Regions from separate parts of the Homo sapiens genome. Here region 1 is linked to region 2. Evidence: read pairs that join two places in POLR2A ChIA-PET (ENCODE). Cell type or tissue: Panc1. All regions are shown on one strand. Each heading gives the region's core, and the rest is flanking DNA. Links, peaks and the distances in the headings are about the cores only.

Evidence for each region. ChIA-PET counts read pairs that join two places held together with the same protein. Peaks named below come from ENCODE experiments on the same cell type or tissue, not always from the same donor. Only the 100,000 strongest peaks of a DNase experiment are listed, where the experiment ranks them.
Region 1: POLR2A ChIA-PET joins it to region 2 with 6 read pairs; 9 of 35 experiments call an interaction of 5 or more read pairs at or near these places.

What each region holds. Positions count from the first base shown.
Region 1 is chr3:57,765,372-57,768,296 of GRCh38, reverse strand. The region is part of intron 2 of SLMAP (sarcolemma associated protein); the gene reads right to left. Among named protein-coding and RNA genes, the nearest start is that of SLMAP, 11 kb to the right of the region's middle. In Panc1, for the core only: no CTCF peak of the experiment used is centred there; no DNase peak of the experiment used is centred there.
Region 2 is chr3:57,645,394-57,648,318 of GRCh38, reverse strand. DENND6A (DENN domain containing 6A) reads left to right here. Exons shown (of 20, transcript NM_152678.3): 10 at 1,881-2,003; 11 at 2,563-2,658. It also overlaps a transcript of PDE12 not described here. Among named protein-coding and RNA genes, the nearest start is that of DENND6A, 46 kb to the left of the region's middle. In Panc1, for the core only: no CTCF peak of the experiment used is centred there; a DNase peak (open chromatin) is centred at 1,420.

The sequences.
Region 1 (2,925 bases), core at 165-2,664, 120 kb before region 2:
CCTGAAAATATTGAGAAAATCTTAACACACAGTTTCTATGTGCTTAAATTTAAAATCCAACCCAAATTGTATACTTGACAAAAGATACAGTACTAACCACCAAACACGTCCATATTTTCAAGTGCCTATATAAGCTTTCCTTCTTTTCTTTACATTTGTCAGCTACTCTCTTATAAAGCATGAAAAATGTACATGGCCAAACAAGTTTTTCCAAGGCTGTTTCATTCATTTTCATATATACCCAAAGCCAAATCAGTTTGCCTGAATGCAAGCCCAAGAAAAAATATTGTATTTCTAGGAGTAGTAGAGGTAAGTTTTTAAAAATGTTAGCTGACTCAGAGAAATAATTAACTTGAGTTATTTCAGTCTTTGAAAGTCCGTAATATGACAAGTTTCGGTTATACATCAAAAAGCAATAGCTTAGATTACCTTTCAAGAGAGCAAAAGACAGATTTTCATAATAATTGCTCAGTCCCTAAGAAGACAGTTCAGAATAAATGTCTAATAGTTGGCTTTCATTTTGGGGGGAAAAAAACTCCCATAGTTACCACTAGATGATCTTGTACAAATAACCTCTAAACATCAAACTCTTTTTGGACAAAAGCGAGCCAGACTGCAGCTGTTTTACTTACCTTCTAAGAGTGTTATATAGACCAAATGAAACAAGAAAGCACTCTGATTATTCTAAAACCTTTTAAAATTATTTTGTGTGAAATTGTAATAGTTCATATATATAATTTCATATCACCAATCACAAGATTTGGATCTACGATCCAAAAACACTTAGCAAAATGTTTTGCAAACTGCAAGCTCTCAATAAATAATGACTTATACAAAGACTACATATTGATAATTGAGTCCATGATCTCAAATTGAGAACTAACTTGAATGACTTTCTGCCCTTTAACACTGCACAGGTTTGCAGAAATACAAACCGCTCCATTGTTCACATTTCCCTCATTCAAACATGAATGTAGTGCCTATTCTCTTGCTCTCAAGAGTTCACATCTGATGGGACAGTAGTACATTTGCATCATAGTTATTTTGTTGTTTATGTCCCATAATGAAATTATATACAGGCCGGGTGCAGTGGCTCACACCTGTAATCCCAGCACTTTGGGAGGCTGAGGCAGGTGGATTGCTTGAGGCCAGGAGTTCGAGATCAGCCTGGGCAACATGGTGAAATCCCATCTCTACTAAAAATACAAAAATTAGCCAGGTGTGCTGGGGGGTGCCTGTCATCCCAGCTACTTGAGAGGCTGAGGCAGGAGAACTGCTTGAACCCATGAGGTGGAGGCTGCAGTAAGCCAAGATCACACCACTACACTCTAGCCTGGGTGACAGAGAGGGACCCTGTCTCAAAAATAAAAATAAAAATAAATTTAAAAAAAAGAAATAAAGAAATTATACACAAAGTTAAATGGAAGTATAGAGGAAGAAGCAATTAATTCTTCAGTTAAAGGGAGTCAGGGAAGGTTTCACATTGGAACTGAGCCTTAAGGGATGACAAGAAGAGGTCATTCTAGAAGACAAAACAGCAAAAAAAGGCACTTGTTCTAGAAACAGTGAACACTGTCATACAGCTAGTACACAAAGTTTGGGGTGAAGAAAAAACAGTAATAAAAGAGAGAGCTAGAAAAAAAGAAAATAAGATATAGATTTTAATGCTAAAAATTAATGAGGCAACGTCAAAGATTTTTAAGCAAAGGTGTAACTATTTATCTACCTATATAGTGTCAGTAAGAGAAGCATGTACCTGAGAAGAGGAAAGAGTCTGGACTGTAAACTTAGAACGTTTCAGCCGCTAATAAATGCCACCATTTTTCTTGATTCAAGTAACTATGAAGTAACTGACATATATTAAGAGTTAACTTCACAATCTTTTCACTTAAAACTCTAAATGACATTCTCTTCCCTACTTACCAAAAAGAATAAATACTAAGCTCTAGCAGAAATATCACTTAAGAAAACCAGACAGGTAGACTGGGTGTGGTGGCTCACGCCTGTAATCCCAGCACTTTGGGAGGCTGAGGCAGGCGGATCACGAGGTCAGGAAATCGAGACCATCCTGGCTAACACGGTGAAACCCTGTCTCTACTAAAAATACAAAAAAAAAAAAAAAAAAAAAAAATTAGCCGGGTGTGGTGGTAGGCGCCTGTAGTCCCAGCTACTCAGGAGGCTGAGACAGGAGAATGGCGTGAACCCGGGAGGCGGAGCTTACAATGAGCCGAGATCGCGCCACTGTATTCCAGCCTGGGCAACAGAGCAAGACTCCGTCTCAAAAAAAAAAAAAAAAGAAAGAAAATCAGACAGAAGCCTAAAAGGGCAAAGAGTGAATTTAACCTAAGGAGTAATGTCAAAGAACTAAGTGGGAAAAAAAATGCTTTAAGTATATACACTGTCGATATTTTTAACAATTTGAAATCACAGATAAAATATTTTATCAATTTCCCACTATTATGAAAAATAATATAGAGGGAAATGAACATGTGCTTTAAAGATATAATCTGGCTTCCTATACATGTTCACATTATGTGTCTTAAATACAACTTGTCAAGTAAAAGACTTTCTCACAAACACCAGCACCCCTTAATGATCTTTATACTTCTGTCAACAAAAAACTTAAGTATCTGTTAAAACAAACATACAAACAAATAAAAAGTAAAAGAATGTATGACCTGCCATTCTCCCAAAAGCTGAGGCTAGGATCTTTGTGGTCATGTTTAGATGTGTGGAGGAAAAAAGAAGAAACAATCTTGGTTGTCAAATTCAGCAGGCTCTTCACAATGTCTTCCTTACAATGTCCTTGGAACATGCCGTATCATCCCTGCTTCTTCCTCCCACCCAAAACTCCTTTCCCTGACTGACCCTAACTACAATCTATCCCTTAACCCCATATTTTTTTTTAAGATGGGTCTCACTATG
Region 2 (2,925 bases), core at 295-2,794:
TTCCCTGTAGAGGTCTTTCACCTCCTTGAGTAAGTATATTCCTTAGTATTTTATGTATTGCAGCTATTGTAAAAGGGGTTGATTTGATTCTCAGCTTGGTTGCTGTTGGTGTATAGGAGAGCTACTGATTTGTGTACATTAATTTTGTATTCGGAAACTTTGCTGAATTCATTTACCAGTTCTAGGAGGTTTTTGGATGAGTTTTTAAGGTTTTCTAGGTATATGATGTCATCAGCAAACAGTGACAGTTTAAATTCCTCATTACCAATTTGCATGCTCTTTATTTCTTTCTCTTCTCTGATTGCTCTGGCTAGGACTCTGCTGCAACTTTGTCCCCCAAGCTAATAGTTTTCTCATCCCCACTGGGCCCTGACATTCTACACCTGGCTTCCCTTCTGCATGGATACCCTCCTTACCCTGCTCACTCTCTGATTCTTCTTGTTGGATTGACCCCCCACCCCCACCCCCATGGATACCCTCCTGTCTCATTCAGGTTACTCTGTCCCACTAGACCACATCTCCAGGTGGGTGCCATCTTCCCCTTTTTGGGCTCTGACTCTCAACACCAGGTCAAGCCTCACATGAGTGCTCTCCTTACCCTGCTTGTGTGCTTACCCTACTCCAGGGTACTTCTCCATGGAGATACCCTCATTTCTCTGCTCTGACACCTTATGCCAGGTGGTCCCACATTGTGACAACCTCCTCAACTCATTCTGTCTTTGATGCTACTCATCAGGCTACCTGTCTGTGCTTCCTGGGCTCTGTGAACTGAAACCAAATAATCCCCACACATGTATACATTGCTCACCACATTTGGGCTCCAGCAGTTCCACAGTAGGCCACTATCTGCATGTAGATGTCCACCTTACCTTACATAAGCTCTGACACGCCTCCCTGGTCAATACGGCTCTCTTTCCCTCATGGCAGAGATACCTACCATGTTCTGCTTTAGGACTGAGTTGTTTAGGAAGGGAAGAGGAAGAGCTCCTTTGCCTTACCCATGAGCTGTTTTTTTGTTGTTGTTTGTTTCTTTTGTGGCACTTATCTTGTTTTTGAATAGTTAAAATTAACTCCCCTAATTTCCATCTCATAATTTGTTGCATATTTTTGCACTTAATTGTTGTTTGATTTTTCTTTTCTTTTTTATTTGCATGTGTGTCTTTTCAACTGAGTGGATTGGTTGTGATTTTCATAAATAGATAAGATTTTCCCCCCTAATCTACTAGGAAAATTTTTTACCAAGCCAGGAGGAAATTCCTAAATAAGTGAAAGTTACCAAGTGTCTTAGGCCTGGTAACATACTAGCAGAGTTGTGTCCCAACAGGCCTCCACCCAATTCCAGGGCTGCTGTAAAAATACTCAGCACTTCTGTAGAGGGAGTATCTGCCCAGGAGTTTCGCTCTTGTTCAGCATTAGCACTCCCCCTTGTGATTTGTCATCATTCTTTAATGTCAGAAGTATTGGGTTTTAAGTTAAGTATATCCAATAAGTGCCCTTGGAAAATTAATTTTTCTTATTTCCTTAAAAATATTTAGGATTGAAATTCAAAGTATCAAAGCAATATTGATAAAATAGATCGATCATATGGTACAACAATTTGAGAATTATATGCTTTTATTGTCAGTTATTCTGTGTGTCAATATATTACATTTAATTTTGTAAAAATTAGGATGAGTCAAATTGATAGATATTTTTATGTGGATAAAAGGGACTTATGTCTCTATACATCACCATATTCTAAATGAATTTGTGTATCAGATCAGGATACAAATAGCAGGAAGAATTTATATCAATGTGGAGTTTTTAGAAAGATTATGTAGGAATTTTAAAAACAGGATTGGCTACATTAAAAAGTATTTCTACTGTGCATCACCTTTCAGGTGTTTCTGCCCAGTTTTCCTTCATAGTCAGATGCTCTGGGAGCTGGTGCTGTTGGGGGAGCCCCTTGTGGTTATGGCGCCATCACCATCGGAATCATCAGAGACTGTATTGGCACTTGTTAAGTGAGTCTATTTGGTTACTATTTCTGGGTTTTTTTTTTGGATGCTGCAGTACTTAACCTGTTGGTGATATTTGCAGCACTTCCCACCTGTCGTATTTTTCCCCACCCATTATTGCATTGATCCATGCAAAAACCCTATCAGAAGGTAATGCTTATTATAGCACCATTTTATGGATGAGAAAATTGATTCAGGCTCCCTGAGGGCTGGAACCATGCCTTTGTTGTTCTGAGTGGCAGGCACATTGATTCATTACATGAAGTTGTTCCTTGATAAATATTACTTGTGTGAATGATCAGTGTAGAGTCAAAGGCACATAGCTAGTGAACAGTAGAGCCAGAATTTCACCGCATCTTCTGCCCCAAACCCAGTGTGTTCTTTCAGTATGCCATTTCACATTACATATATCTGTCTTTCTAATTCTGTGAAATGAGTTTACCATTTATTAAAATAAACAAAGTATCCCTTTGTGTGTATACCGTTTGTATAGATGTTTTCTAGTTATAGATTAGGACCTTTAATTTCTGTGTCCTTTATTTTACATGTTCTTCCTGCTCCACAGCTGTATTTCTCCATTAAAGTACTTCAGTGATTTCCGACCTTATTTCACTATTCATGATAGTGAATTCAAAGAATATACTACCCGTACCCAAGCTCCGTAAGTAAAAATAACTTCTATTGACCAGGTATTACCTTTATAACCAAAATTGTGTAGAATTATTTTTGGTAATAAAAGCTTATAGGCAGAATGATCTTATAAAAGGAAAGTTTGAGGAGCTGCTGGAAATAATTTTAGATTTTAAGAGTTAGTACCTTATTTGAGCGATTTTATGTATTTATTTTTATTTATTTATTTTTGAGACAGAGGTTTGCTCTGTCGCCCAGGCTGGAGTGCAGTGGCATGATCTCGGCTCACTGCAACCTC